2 separate regions of the Homo sapiens genome follow, and region 1 is linked to region 2. A link is a contact called in ENCODE Hi-C or POLR2A ChIA-PET data. All regions are on one chromosome and are shown on one strand. Each heading gives the region's core, a stretch centred on a gene start or an enhancer-like site at or near the end of the contact. The rest is flanking DNA. Distances are from core to core; before and after follow the strand shown. Region 1 overlaps TRPM1 (transient receptor potential cation channel subfamily M member 1). Region 2 holds the start of TRPM1-AS1 (TRPM1 antisense RNA 1).

Evidence for each region. A loop is a pair of places that touch in the nucleus more often than their neighbours do. ChIA-PET counts read pairs that join two places held with the same protein, here RNA polymerase II (POLR2A). Pooled maps may share reads with other maps.
Region 1: a loop to region 2 is called in a map of right lobe of liver, with 3 times the contacts of the local background. The contact joins the enhancer-like site here to the promoter of TRPM1-AS1 in region 2. A Hi-C loop is called at or near these places in 5 of 168 maps with a recorded cell type or tissue (K562, Right ventricle myocardium inferior, mucosa of descending colon and 2 more) and 5 of 50 pooled maps. POLR2A ChIA-PET finds 5 or more read pairs at or near these places in 2 of 52 experiments (endothelial cell of umbilical vein and naive thymus-derived CD4-positive, alpha-beta T cell).

What each region holds. Positions count from the first base shown.
Region 1 is chr15:31,068,303-31,075,777 of GRCh38, reverse strand. It overlaps TRPM1 (transient receptor potential cation channel subfamily M member 1), which reads left to right. Exons shown (of 28, transcript NM_001252024.2): 4 at 5,552-5,747. Among named protein-coding and RNA genes, the nearest start is that of MIR211, 6.9 kb to the right of the region's middle. Within about 2 kb of position 6,222, at least 4 of the 41 ENCODE cell types and tissues checked have a DNase peak (open chromatin) inside an H3K27ac peak, as active enhancers do; they include right lobe of liver, where a contact is called at or near this core.
Region 2 is chr15:31,024,916-31,032,476 of GRCh38, reverse strand. TRPM1-AS1 (TRPM1 antisense RNA 1) reads right to left here and starts at 5,605. Exons shown (of 5, transcript XR_932056.2): 1 at 5,366-5,605. It overlaps TRPM1 (transient receptor potential cation channel subfamily M member 1), which reads left to right. Exons shown (of 28, transcript NM_001252024.2): 23 at 1,320-1,494; 24 at 3,086-3,106; 25 at 4,001-4,145; 26 at 5,360-5,562; 27 at 6,206-6,338. RefSeq lists an enhancer at 5,397-6,596.

The sequences.
Region 1 (7,475 bases), core at 4,973-7,472, 43 kb before region 2:
AGGCTAGAGTCTGTGGGATTTGAACCAAGAGTTTCCTCCCTCCCTCTGCCCAGCTCAGCAAGATAGAGACTCTACTCCAGAGTGCTGCAGCCAAGAACACAGAGCTCCCTCTCCACCAGCTCCCAGTCAGGGGGCTTTCTTCCTGGGAGGAGCAGGATTTCAGCATTTCTCATCCTGTCCCTTACCACCTGTTGCTGAGGCTAAGTCCTGAATGAATGCAGTTGAGAGATAGAGGCTCCCTTCTTCCACCCGTGCCCCACTCATGTAAGCAGCAACCACAGAAAGTGAGAGTGGTTATAATGGATTCAGACAAAACATACTTTAAAGCAAGAAAATGTAACTAGAGATATTAAGAACATTTTATAATGATAAATGGGACAATCGATCAGGAAGTTACAACAAATATAAACATATATGTACCTAAAACAGCACCAAAATGCATGAAGCAAAACTGACATAAACAAAGGGAGAAGTAGACAATTCAACATGACAGTTGGAGACTTCAATACCCCACTTTCAATAATGCATAGATCACCTAAACAGAAGACCAACAAGGGAATAGAAAGCTTGAACAACATCATAAACCAATTAGGCTTAACAGATAACTATAGAGCACACCACCCAGTAACAATAGAAAACACATTCTTCTCAAGTGCATATGGAACATTCTCCAGCATAGACCATGTGTTAGTCCATTAAAAAGCCTCAAAATATCTAAAAGGATAGAAATAATACAAACTGTCCTCCAACCACAATGTAATAAAATTAGAAATAAGAAACCAATAGGAGGAAAAAAATTGGAAACTCATAAATATGTGAAAATTAATACACTACCAGATAACCACTAGGTTAAAGAAAATGTCAGAAGGTTAATTAGAAAATACTTTTAGGTAAATGGAAATGAAGACATAACAAACCAAAACTTAGGGGATGCAGGTAAAGTAGTACGGACAGGGAAATTTATACCTGTAAATACCTATATTAAGAAAGATATTTAATAAGTAACATAACTTTCTACCTTAAGACACTGGAAAAAGAAGAGTAAACTAAACCTAAAGCAAGTAGAGGGAAGGAGATAATGATTAAAGTGGAATTAATGGAAAAGAGAATAGAAAAGTAGAGAAATTCAATGAAATTAAAAGCTCTTCTTTAAAAACCTCAACAAAATTCACATATCTTTAGCTAGAGTCATAAAAGAAGAGAAAGATAAGACTCAAATGACTAGACTCAGAAATGAAAGAGGGGACATTACTACCAACCTTATAGAAATGAGTATGAAAGAATACTATGACTTATATGCAAACAAATTAGATAACTTAGATGAAATGGGAAAATTCTGAGAAATATACAATCTGCCAAAACTGACTCAAGAAAAAATGTACAATCTGAACAGATCTATAAGGAGTAAAGAGATAGGATTAGTAATAAAAAAACTGTCCAAAGAAAAGCCCAGGCCCACATGGCTTTTTCGATGAATTCTAAAAAACATTTAAGGAAGAGTTAATACCAATTCTTCACAAACTCTTCAAGAAAATAGCAGAGAAGGGAACATTTCCCAACTCATTTAATGAGGCCAGTACTACCCAGATACCAAACTAGACAAAGATATCACAAGATAGAAAACTATAGATCAATATCTATTATGAACATGGGTGCAGAAATTCTGAACAAAATACTATCAAACCAAATCCAGCAACATATAAAAATAATGATACACCATGACCAAGCAGGGTTTATCCCAGGAATGTAAAGTTGGTTTACATTAGAAAAATAAATAATGTAATATAGCATATCAATATAGTAGAAACAAAAATCACATGATCTTTTCAATAGGCACAGCAAAAGACTTGGATAAAACTCAACACTCTTTATAAAAAATCACTCGGAAAACCAGGAATAGAAGGGAACTTCCTCAACCCGATAAAGAACAGCTATAAAGAATCCACAGTTAACATCAGACTTAATGGTGAAAGATTGCTTTCCTCCTAAGATTAGGAACAAGATAAGGATGTCCTCTCTCGCTACTTCTATTCAACATTTTAATGGAAGTACAGGCCAAAGCAATTAGGTAAGAGAAATAAAGAAAGAAAAAATATTGAGATTGGAAAGAGAGAAGTAAAACTCTCTATTTGCAGATGACATAATCTTATACATAGAAAAATCCTAAGGAATCCACCAAAAAATATTAGAACTAATAAATGAGTTCAGCAAGATTGTGGCATATAAGATCAATACACAAAAATCAAATGTATTTCTATACACTTGCAATGAACTATATGGAAATGAAACTGGCAACATAATTTATCTATAATTGCATCAAAAAGAATAATAGGAGGACTCACATTTTCTGATTTCAAAACTTAATACAAAGCTACAGTAATAAAAGGACAACGATACTGGCATAGGATAGACATATAGACAAATGGAACAGAATTGACAGTCCAGAAATAAACCCATACACCTATGGCAAATTGATTTTTGGCAAGGGTGAAAAGTACTTTCAATGGCGAAATAGTAGTCGTCTCTTCAGCAAATGGTACTGGAATAACTGGATAGCCACATGCAAAAGAATAGTCTTGGACCCTTACCTCATGCTATCTATAAAAGTTAAAATGGACCAAACACCTAAATGTCAAAGCTAAAACTATAAAACTCTTAGAAGAAAATGTAAGGGTAAATCATGACCTGGGATTTGGCAAATGATTCTGAGATATTACACCAAAAACATGGACAACAAAAACAACAAAAAAATTGTCTTTACCAAAATTAAACACTGTGCTTCAAGGGACGCTATCAAGAAAGTGGAAAGACAACCCACAGAATGGGAGAAAATATTTGTGAATTATGTCTCTGATAAGGGACTTGTATCCAGAATACGGAAAGAGATCCAATAATTAAAAAAAAATAAATAACCCAAGTTTTTTAAATGGGCAAAGGAAATGAATAGACATCTTTCCAAAGAAGATACACAAATAGTCAATAAGCACATGAAAAATGCTCAATGTCCTTATTCTTCAGGGAAATGCAAATCAAAACCATGATGATAAACTGCTTCACACTCAGAAGGAAGACTAGAATGAAAATGTAAGATAGTGTGTGGGAGAGGATATGGAGAAATCAGAACCCTCAGACACTGCTGGTGGAAATGTACCATGATACAGCCACCTTGGAGAACAGTTTGGTGGTTCTTCAGAAGATTAAACATAGAGTAACCGTATGACCCAGCAATCCCATGCCTAGTGTATACCCAAGAAAAATGAAAACATTCATCCACTCAAAAACTTGTTACATAAATATTCATAGCAGCATTATTCATAACAGCTGAAGAGTGCGAATAGCCCAAATGTCCATTAAATGATAAATAGATAAACAAAATGTTCATCCATTCATACGAGAATATTATTAAGCCATAAAAGGGAGTGAAGTACCAACACATGCTACAATATGGATGAACCTTGAAAACATGCTAAGAAGCTGATCTCCAAAGACCAGATATTACAGGACTGCATTCATATGAAGTGTCTAGAACATGGAAATCCACAGAGATAAAAAGTAGACTTGAGGTTGCTTATGGCTTGGGGAGTGGTGCACAGGTAGATAGATGGTGGTGAGAAGGAAGATAACTTAAAATATGCCATGCCAAGTTTCTTTTTGAGGTGATGAAAATGTTCGAAAATTAACTGTGATGATGGTTGCACATATCTGTCAATACTAAAAACCATTTAATCTCTCTCTCTCTCTCTCTCTCTCTCTCTCTCTATATATATATATATATATATATATATATATATATATATGTTTTTTTTTTTTTTTTGAGACGGAGTCTCACTCTGTCAACCACGCTGGAGTGCAGTGCCACGATCCCGGCTCATTGCAACCTCTGCCTCCGGGGTTCAAACGATTCTCCTGCCTCAGCCTCCCAAGTAGCTGGAATTACAGACGTGTGCCACCACACTCAGCTAATTTTTGTGTTTATGGTGGAGACGGGGTTTCACAATATTGACCAGGCTGGTCTCGGACTCCTGACCTCAAGTGATCCACATGCCACGGCCTCTCAAAGTGTTGGGATTACAGGCGTGAGCCACTGCTCCTGGCCTGAATCACATACTTGAAATGGGTTGATTATGTATTACATGAATTATATCTCAATAAAAGGAAAAAAGAGAGAGAGAAAGAGGGAGGGAGTGAGGGAGGGAAGATGGAAGGCCATCAGAAGGAGGGTGGGAGGGAGAGAATGGGGAAGCGAGGAGGGAAAAGAAAAAGGAAAACAAAAGGAAAGACAAGGCAGGGAGGAAGCCCCAAGGCTGGCCCCATGGGAGCACAGAAAGCCTTCTGGCAAGGGCCCTGCACATGTGCATTACACACGTGCACGCATTCGCACATCTAGCCCAGTAAAGACATCCTCTCTAGTCCTCAAGCCAACTCCATCCCCAGCTCTCCCACCCCATTTGCTAGGGTGCACGGCTGCCCACACAGGCTCCTGCTGGGTCCAGGAACAGACCTCCCTCCATGCCTTCCCTGGATTCCATCTCCACCAAGGCATCACTCCAGGCTACTGCAGTTCTTCCTAACAAACTTTTCAAGTTTTTGGTGGGTCCAGTCCACTCAAAACAGTGGCAGCCAAAAATGATGGAGTAACAGATGAAATCCTAGGCACACTAGGAAAAGAAGCTGGCACAAAGCCAGGGAACATGTTCAGAGAAGACTAGAAAGCCAGAGTTCAGGGAGGGCGTGAGAGGTTGGCTGGGTTTTGGGAGAGATGCTGTAGAGCTAGAAGATCCCTGATGCTGGGGCGGGTTATGGCCCAATGGGCCATCTGTCCAAGGCAGAAAAAGACATATTGGTCACTTTTGAAATAGCCTTTTAGCATTACTTGAGTGGAGAAATGTTTTACTAAGGAACAGAACAATTCAACAATATGGAAAAATTTGGCTGACACCTAAGTAAGTAATTTTAGAACTTTGGGAGGCCAAGGCAGGCGGATTGCTTGAGCCCAGGAGTTCGAGACCAGCCTGGGTAACATGGCAAAATGCTGTCTCTACTAAAAATATAAAAACTAGCTGAGCATGGTAGTGTGTGCCTGTGGTCCCAGTTACTAGGGAGGCTGAGGTGAGAGGATCACCTGAGCTTGGGGGAGGTCTGGGCTGCAGTGAGCTATGATAGCGCCACTACACTCCAACCTGAATGACAAGAGAAAGAAAAATCTGGAAGGTCAACTCTATGTTCGGAGGGCATGTCTATACTTTGTCACAGAATGTTTAGTACTTGATGTTTATACTGATGTTATCAAGACATCAAAAAGTTGAAATATTTTCCGAAAGAGCAACCATCCAATGTGTCTAAAATCGACTGGCATATAAAGAGATGTGCACTGATTATCTGGAAAAGGCCATCAGATGGGGCATTTCTGTCCCTAATAACGCTGGCTTACTGAAGTGTTAGTAGGCTCCTGTTTGGGCCCAACTCACCTGTTGAGGTTAATTCATTTTTGCTAATGAAGGGGAAAGGGGGAGATTGTTGTAGAAAGACCCTGCTTTGCCTTTGTTTTCAGGTGTTGCTGTGGCCAGTTCACCAACCAGCATATCCCCCCTCTGCCAAGTGCAACACCCAGCAAAAATGAAGAGGAAAGCAAACAGGTGGAGACTCAGCCTGAGAAATGGTCTGTTGCCAAGCACACCCAGAGCTACCCAACAGATTCCTATGGAGTTCTTGAATTCCAGGGTGGCGGATATTCCAATAAAGCCATGGTGAGAAAGGCATTCAGACATGGTGCCACTAGGATCACAGCTTTCATTGGCGGCCAGTCTCCCAGCCCCAAACTGCAGATACCTGGTCTTCTTCATGGCTGTGGCTCAATCTTCCTAGATATTTCATTGAAAAACCAAGAGATATATCTGTGCACATGGCTTTTAGCCATGAGGCTTGGAAACTGGACACCACTGTAAAGAACATCTAGTGTCCCGTAAATCCATACCAAAGCTCTGAATCCACAAACCAGGCTCTGGCCCAACCCTGCAAACACACTCCATTGCTCCATCTTCAGTAAAGGAAGACAAATTCATTTTTCTAATAACTGTGGACCTGCAGCCCCCTTAGATGTGTTGAGAGTCTTTGGAAATATTTTCCTCTGAGGTCTGTCCACAGCTTCCCTGGGCCTGCGCTCAGCTGGCCCGAGAAGGACCAAGGTCCCTCACATTTGCATGTAAACAGGGAGTGCCCTCTGCCCTTCCAGTGAGCCCTGCCAGCGTGGGGGAGGCTTCAGCTCTGTGATCCGTTCCAGCTCACTCTGAATTACACTCCTACATGCCCAGTCACAGACTTTTTGCAATTTCATTTTATTTCACTGGCCCAACATCATTGTTAAAATAAAATTTAGCTGTGTTCCAAATGCTGCAATATACAGTCTTCTGAAATGGCACCCTACATATTAGCCCAGACACAAAGAAGCAGTTTATAGGAGACAAGGCATCTGAGCATTATTAGCCTCCTCCTCACTTTGAAGAGGTCAAGTTCATGGGTGGGCCCATGATCGCCTGACCCATTTACTCAACAACATCCTCATCCAACTTCTTGGGCCACTGTTCTAGCTAAGCCAGCTTTGGAACCTATTCCTCCAACATTAGGATTGCCAGATAAAATACAGGACACCCAGTTATATTTGAACTTCAGACATACATTGGATAAATTTTCAGTACAAGTATGTCCCAAATATTGCATGATTTATTGCATTTAATAAAAATGTTGTACTGAAACATTTTTCATTGTTCCTCTAAAATTCAAATTTAACTGGGTGTCTTGGTCTGTTTGGCTGCTATAACAAATTGCCTTAGGCTGGGGAATTTATAAACAACAGAAATTTATTGCTCACATTTCTAGAGTCTGGGAGGCCCAAGATCAAGGTGCCAGCAGATTTGGTGCCTGGCGAGGGCCCATCCTCTGCTTCATAGATAGCACCTTCTTGCTGTGTCCTCACATGGCAGAAGCAGAGAACAAGCTCTCTGAGTCCTCTTTTTTTTTTTTTTTTTTTTTTTTTGAGTTGGAGTTTCGATCTTGTTGCCCAGGCTGGAATGCAATGGCTCAATCTTGGCTCACTGCAACCTCCGCCTCCCAGGTTCAAGTGATCCTCCTGCCTCAGCTTCTGAAGTAGCTGAGATTACAGGTATGCGCTACCACACCTGGCTAATTTTGTATTTTTTTTAGTAGAGACGGGGTTTCAACATGTTGGTCAGGCTGGTCTCGAACTCCTGACCTCAAGTGATCCACCTGCCTCGGCTTCCCAAAGTGCTGGGATTACAGGCATGAGCCACCACGCCCAGCCCTGAGTCCTCTTTTATAAGGACACTAGTCCCACTCACGAGGGATCCATGCTCATGACGTAATCACCTTCTAACATCCCACCTCTTAACACTATTGCATTGGGAATCAGGTTTCCACGTGAATTTTAGGGGAATACAAACATTCAGACCATGGTACCA
Region 2 (7,561 bases), core at 4,356-6,855:
TGTGTATATATACATAACATATATACATATATAGTGTATATACATTCACTGTATATATGTGTGTATACATACACACGTACACATGTATATCTCTCTCAATATATATCAGGTACTCAATATATACTGTCTCCCTTCTTCCATACCATATCTCAACTGTAGGGTGACTAATTACGTTTGTTTTTTATTCCTTCTGATTTATTATTAATGAGTCTATTTTGACAGCAATATAAAAGAAAATAGCCTCGTTTTTTTGTAAGAGCTTACTTCACTTTCCCAGGACATAAGAGAACATCAATTTTTGATGCAATAGGAATTCAGTAGCAAAATAGATGTCTCAAAATATTTACTTCTTGATGGCTGGAAACATATTTTCAGCATTCTTTAGTACAGGGACATGGATTTGATGTTCTATGAGACTACATCCACTTCAGAATGTATATATATATGGCCAAAAAAAAAAAAAAAAAAAACCCCGCCTGATTTATAACCTCCTAACATGTGGTAGAAGCCGGAGACAAAGGGAGCCCAGGGCCAATCCCCAACCTGTACTCCAGATGATCTTCAGCTCATTTACTCTGGCCTGGAGTGAACACAGGAAGTCCATGTGATTAGACCATGATGACTTATACTCCAGAACAGGCCAGAGAATATGAAACTGAAAATGAACCAGCAGGTCATCCTTACATTACCTAAAAGAGCTTCAGTGTTAGGACTGGTACAAGAAGAAAGCAAGCCTCCTACATTTAGGAAGGACTCTTTATAGGGCAAGTGGTTTTGAGCTAAGGGAAGTATGCTTTAGTAAATTCCAGCAAGGGCCTCCATCTTCAGGGATGTTCAAAATTAGGAATTATACCAGTTTAGTATCCACAGTAACCAGGGCATTGCTCAGCACTTGTGTAGTGAATGAATAAATGTTGGTCTATACTCTCAATTCATTATCGTTTTATTTCCTTAGGTATCTGCTCCTCTTCCTCCTTAGCATCCCTTACAAACTCCCATCTTTTCTTCTAATTCTTCCCTTTCTCCATTTGCAGTTGTAGTTACTAAGGGACATGTGTTTATGGGCAACAACAGAGAAGAAGCAAGAAGGATGAAGAGCAGATGAAGATAGCAATGTTCTAGAAGACATTCTAGGCATAAAGCATTGCATGGAGTAGGAAAAAGCCTTCCCAGGGATGGGAAGAAAGGAAGGGAAAGAGGCTTTCTTCGTCCTAATTAAGCACTCGTGAAGTGCTTAATTGGAGACAGCAATATAATGAGCCAGGGTGAACTTGGCCCACAAGCCAAGACAGTGAGAGACAAATGTTCTCCTTACTCAGATGATCGACATGCTGTACTTTGTGGTCATCATGCTGGTCGTGCTCATGAGTTTCGGAGTAGCCCGTCAAGCCATTCTGCATCCAGAGGAGAAGCCCTCTTGGAAACTGGCCCGAAACATCTTCTACATGCCCTACTGGATGATCTATGGAGAGGTGTTTGCAGACCAGATAGACCGTAAGAGTAGAATTCATAGTAAGATTCTCTTCCCTGCTTCTGAGGCAGATGATCAGTTCCAAATTAATGGAAGAACATGTATTAATTTGGAAATAAAAAATATTTGTCACTCCACCATAGGCATCAAATTATTTTACAAAGAAATAAGAACAAATTATGGAACATGGATTTTCAGACATCAGTCATTTCTTTTATTCTAAAAATAATTCACTAGAATTCCCTTGAGCTGGACCTGATGGACATCGTGTCACATGAATGCAGTTCTAATGCCAATAGCCTAGTTTTTCTTCAACCCAGTATCTCCCCACCCCAGGATAAGGCTGATAGTGTTTTCCAGTAGAATGAACTAGTGAACAGAGCAGAGTAACTGATACTTCCCACCATCCTCTTCTTAAAGCCATCAGAGCCCATTTTCCACATAGCTACCCATTTCATACCCATTTCATCTTCACTACTAGAGTGCTATTTTGTATTATCAAAAATAATCTGGATGTTAGTAGAGGAAATGGGCTATGATCCTGCACAGATTTCTGGGGAATGTAGGCCCAGCTCCTCTGCAGGCTGAGCTGGTGTCTTCTGGATTGAAGGAATGTAAAGCTCAAATGTTCTTGTACACTATTTACCAGGACAGTTGAATAAATGTTCCACCAGTGAAGGAGGCACTTTTAGTCCCATTTCCATTTCAGGACCAACATTTTCATTTGCATGTTGTGATTTATCATAAAGCATCAGCTATAATAGCATGTCTGCTGCTTCCAGAGCTCTGCTATTTGGGAATAGAAAGTTTTTATCATCTTCCTCTCATATGGAATGTAGGGCTGTCAGTGTATATCTACTGCCTCTAGGTTAGACAATAACCAGCTCATGCAGTAGCTTCTTTCTAACTTTTATAATGTCATTCTGACCATATCATTATTGCAAGTATCACAAAGTCAACTATTGAAGTGTGTTAGTAGCTTGGTAAGCCAGAACATAAAAATCTAATTTGATTTCAAAAGAATATTAGTTTAGGTAGATATACATACACGTTAAAAGTTCCTGAATTCCAGGCATAAACTGTAGTATTTTTATTGTTGAGCTCTTTTTTTTTTAAATTAAATTGGGTTATGAGAGAAGGTAAAGAGGTAAACTTTAGGCTGTGCTATTCTCAGTAACATAATTAAATGTAGGTTTTTGATTCTTGATCTATTAACTAATAATTTTGTAGTTATTTGTGCTTATGAGGTGTTTGTGTTGGAATATAGGGAGCGCGTGATTGGTTAACCTGATCATCTGCCAGTAACATCATGTCTTTTTCACAGTATTTTTAACTAGTGAGCTTTTGCTCTCGCTTATGACACAGGGTAAAATAAATATCCATGATATATATTTTCTAGAATGATTAATGTATGTAATTCTTCTAAACAGATCACTGTTTCTAAGTGTGAATCAATATTTCCCAAGCTTAAAATATTTGCATTTCTTCACAGCAAAACAGTTATGTTGTTAAACCACTTGTTTTACTTTTCTCTCAACCATCATCTTATTTTCTTTCCTCCCCTCCTGTCAAAACAAAACAAAACAAAAATCCTGCTTTCCAATCGTCATGTAGTCTACGCCATGGAAATTAATCGTAAGTTTACATGGAATTGATTATTCTAGTCTATGGAATGTGTTTTTCAATTACCTTTTCCTTAGCTGATTACTAGTAGTCTTAAACTGTTTTCAAATACTTCTCTTGTTTTTTGGTGCCAGTACTTTTTAAGCTGTCAGTAAAAAGTAAAGAGAACCACAAATTCACTGTTGGGATCACCCTATTTTTTTAGGGGAGAAATAGACCCCCTATGATAAAAAGTTGCATTTCAAATGAGCAGAGGGAGAAAAGATTATTTTTCAAACATGGCACCAAAACAGTTGATTAAACAATTTGGGAAGTAGAGGAAATCCCTAACCCATACAACATAACAAAAATATTTTCAAATTTAATGTATCAGTGAAACCAAGAAAACAACCAGAAGACAACATAAGCTGATGTTAAATAATTAGAAGCCACAATGACTTTCAAATGGATAACGATAAAGGGAAAAAACATAAAGATACATTTGTCTGCTTAAAAATGAAGACTTTTATATTTGAAAGCCACAATAAAGAAATGGGAAAATGTTTAGAAATATGACAAATAATGACTATCTCTGAGCGCAGATATGAGTTTCTGACTTTTTTCTTTGTGTGAGTTGTTTTTTTTTTGAGACAACTGGGAGTCTCGCTCAGTCACCCAGGCTGGAGTACAGTGGCTCGATCTCGGCTCACTGCAAGCTCTGCCTCCCGGGTTCACGCCATTCTCCTGCCTCAGACTCCCGAGTAGCTGGGGCTACAGAGTTTATTTTTTCCCATGGAAAAAATATTGCTTATGAAATAAGAAAGAATCATATTAAAAAAGAAATAGGTATTGAAAAACATATGTAAGAGATATTTATCCTTTTCATTATATGTAAAAAGCAAAGACAAAACTATTTTTTTCTTTCAGCTCCTTGTGGTGAGAACCTATATGATGAGGAGGGCAAGCGGCTTCCTCCCTGTATCCCCGGCGCCTGGCTCACTCCAGCACTCATGGCGTGCTATCTACTGGTCGCCAACATCCTGCTGGTGAACCTGCTGATTGCTGTGTTCAAGTACGTGTCACAGCCGATGACCACATGCTTATTATTTATTACTGTACAGATTTTCCATTTAATCTCAGAACGCTCCCAAGATACCAATATATTTGCAGATAATTTCATTAGGGTTTTTAAGTAGATCCAATTTTTGCAGTCTCTTTGTTCAAACTTAATCAGTCTTAATGTATTCATAAATCAAGAGTTGACACTTAAATACATTTAAATTTAATCTTGGTTAGTATTTTAACACTTTAGCATGTATTTTAATCTAATGAAAATATTTTCTTAGATGAAAGTCTCCTGGGGTACAGAATATTTGATTAAGTCATGCTTTTTATTCATCAGCAGAGGTGGAAAAGGCAATATGAGTTTCATAAGCTGTTACAATTACTGTAATACTAGTAAAGCATTTTTTTCTGATCATTTATAGAATACAAGATAAAATGGCCTAAGAAAAAAATGGCTTAAAGGGTTAAATCGAGTTTCTTATAAAACCTGCCTATTTGGCATGTTGTGTTGAGTATGTTGACCATGCTCAATAAATATTGAAAAAAATGATTTTAGCTTCTAAGATGAAAAATATAGAGGGAAAAATCCTTCACAGAAATATGCAATCTTAGAATTGAACAGGGCATTGGAGAAAACCTGGTCCAAACTTCTGGCTTGAGAGATGAGAAAACTAAGGTCAGGGAAGGTAACTGGTTTTCCTAAGGTCCCAGTATTGGTAGACAATGAAATCATGCACTTACTGCTTCCTGTTGGAAGCTAAAATAAGACAAAGATTGTACCTACCCCATGTCCAAAATAACGAACCTTCAATCAAATAAGTTCAATAACTAATTAATTCAGTTGAAAAAAAAGTAGTCATCTACTTGTTAGACAGAATTGAAAGTTTAAACATGTGAAAGCATTTAGTTAAATGGCTTATACCGCTACACATAGGAAATTAAATTTCCTGAGTATATGAGTAGATTGTGGTGTGGTTTTTCAAGAAAGCAGTACATAGCAATTTATTACACTTAGCTATTTATGAATACAATGTCCTTAAGCACAGATAATCCACATTGATGGATAAACCAAAAGATTGGATAATCAAGGAATCAGTACTAAAGGGCACTAAAAGGCCATCTCATTGAGTATTTTCACTTAAATGTGAGTAACTTTGACTGCTCTGGGAAATCACTATAAAAAGTAATATAACTAACTGTAAAAATGTCTTCTTTTTAAAGCAATACCTTCTTTGAAGTAAAATCAATATCCAACCAGGTGTGGAAGTTCCAGCGATATCAGCTGATTATGACATTTCATGACAGGCCAGTCCTGCCCCCACCGATGATCATTTTAAGCCACATCTACATCATCATTATGCGTCTCAGCGGCCGCTGCAGGAAAAAGAGAGAAGGGGACCAAGAGGAACGGGATCGTGGATTGAGTATGTGCAGGGCTCTTCATTTCTAAGTTGGGCTGATTTCAAAATAGTGTTCAAATTGGACATCCTCACAGAAATCTCACTCAACTACTTGCTCGTGTGAAAAGCACCACACTCAGTCCAACTGCTGTTCTTTTCAAAAGGCTTCTCATTTTGTACCCATTTTATTCTAGTTTCGTTAATTTGTTAGTAATTAATATTAGGAAAGCCAGCTCATAGAGACCAGAAGTTGAGCTAATTCTCTAAAATAACTCTACTCTGTAAATTTCTATATAAATTCAATGCTCCTTTCAAAACGTCTTAATTTGTTGCATCTAAAGAAAATGAGAAAATAATGCTATACGTTTGACTCTATTCATAAAAATAAGTGCAAAAAGTTTTCCAGGAAATATTACTTGGCTTTACTTTCCCAGTAAATGTAATTTTGTTTTTTATGTTTAAAAGCGGGCCGTTTGGCTCCAACTGATAGAGGGTTGGGGCGTATGACAACCCCTTTTTAGATAAAAATCAATTGGAGTAGTGGCGAACTGCCTTAGGAGTGGCGGAGAAGAGAGCTTAATTAAAGTGGGGCTGTGAAATTCTCATTGACGCCACGAAACTGATTCTTCTTGTTTTTCACGTGGCCGACACTTCTCCCTTCACACAGAGCTCTTCCTTAGCGACGAGGAGCTAAAGAGGCTGCATGAGTTCGAGGAGCAGTGCGTGCAGGAGCACTTCCGGGAGAAGGAGGATGAGCAGCAGTCGTCCAGCGACGAGCGCATCCGGGTCACTTCTGAAAGGTACGTGTAGCGTCCCCACCGCGGGCCCGTGAGCCAAGGGTTTGCTGACTCGGGCGCCCCACTCTATGGGGGATGCCAGAGTTCATTTAAACATGCACTCCGAGTTCTCCTGTTTTATTTAAACTTTAGGTTTTAACGTGGTTCCCACGAAATAGTGAGAAAGTTACTAGGTAATAACTGTGCATTGGATATAGAAGGGAATGACATTTATTTATCCTGGGCCGAAAGAAAACCTAACAGTTGACTACCTTCACCCCCTACCCCAAAGTGGGGGTGTTTCCGCAAGGTTAATGGAAGCTACAGAAAGCCATCCTTCTCCCAGCTCTTGTTCCTAACTTCCCTTTGCGAGCATGGTCCTCCCCAGGGGACTGCCCTCCTCATCCGGCCTAGCTGCTTGCTGCACCTTGGCAACACCTTTCCCAGCCTCACAGGGCAGAGGAAAAGGCTCCCTCCTGGGGCTCCCCTGAGAGTGGGAACTGGGAGGGGTGGGGTGCAGGGTGGGGGGTGAGGTGTCTGGCCCCATGAGGGTGGGATCCGCTAAACTAGGGCAGGGTGTGTCTTTCAGACACCTTCACATCCGCAGTACCCAGCAAGGTCAGCCTAATCTCCGCGGTGATGCTTAATAAATGCAGAGTGAATGAATGCAGGATGTGTGAACCAGTGAATGAGTAAATGAAGTCAGGTCGCGAGGTACAGAAATGGTGACATTTTCCAAACTTCGTAGTATTGCTCTACCCTAAGCTAGGAAAGAGCAACTGGCAAAGGGTAGACAGGAGCAATGGACCTTCACTGTCTGCACTTTTTATCACGTAAGTTTTGAGAGCCTTTATCATTTACTAAAAGCATTTTCAGCCTGCTAAAGATCTTGGTGACTGATAACACGCTGTTCCAAAGGGTTTCACTAACAACGTGGCCAGAAGGATGAGCTCAGAGGAGCCATGCCTAGCTCTGCTTTCTATCCTTGAGTACACAGAATTAAAGTTTCCTAACAGACACATTGAGAGCCATAAAAACAGGGTGGGACTTCAAAAAGATATTGCAGCTGACAGTTCCCAAACAATTACAACAGAATTCACAGATGCACCTTAGGTCTCCCTGGTGCATGTTGAGGCCAGTGAACTCTGCCCCAGCCCACAGGAGGGGAGATGGCAACTGTGGGTCCCTGGCCTCGGTTCCCTCCTAGACCCAGTCACCTTGTGACCCAACCAAATCCAACCAGCTAA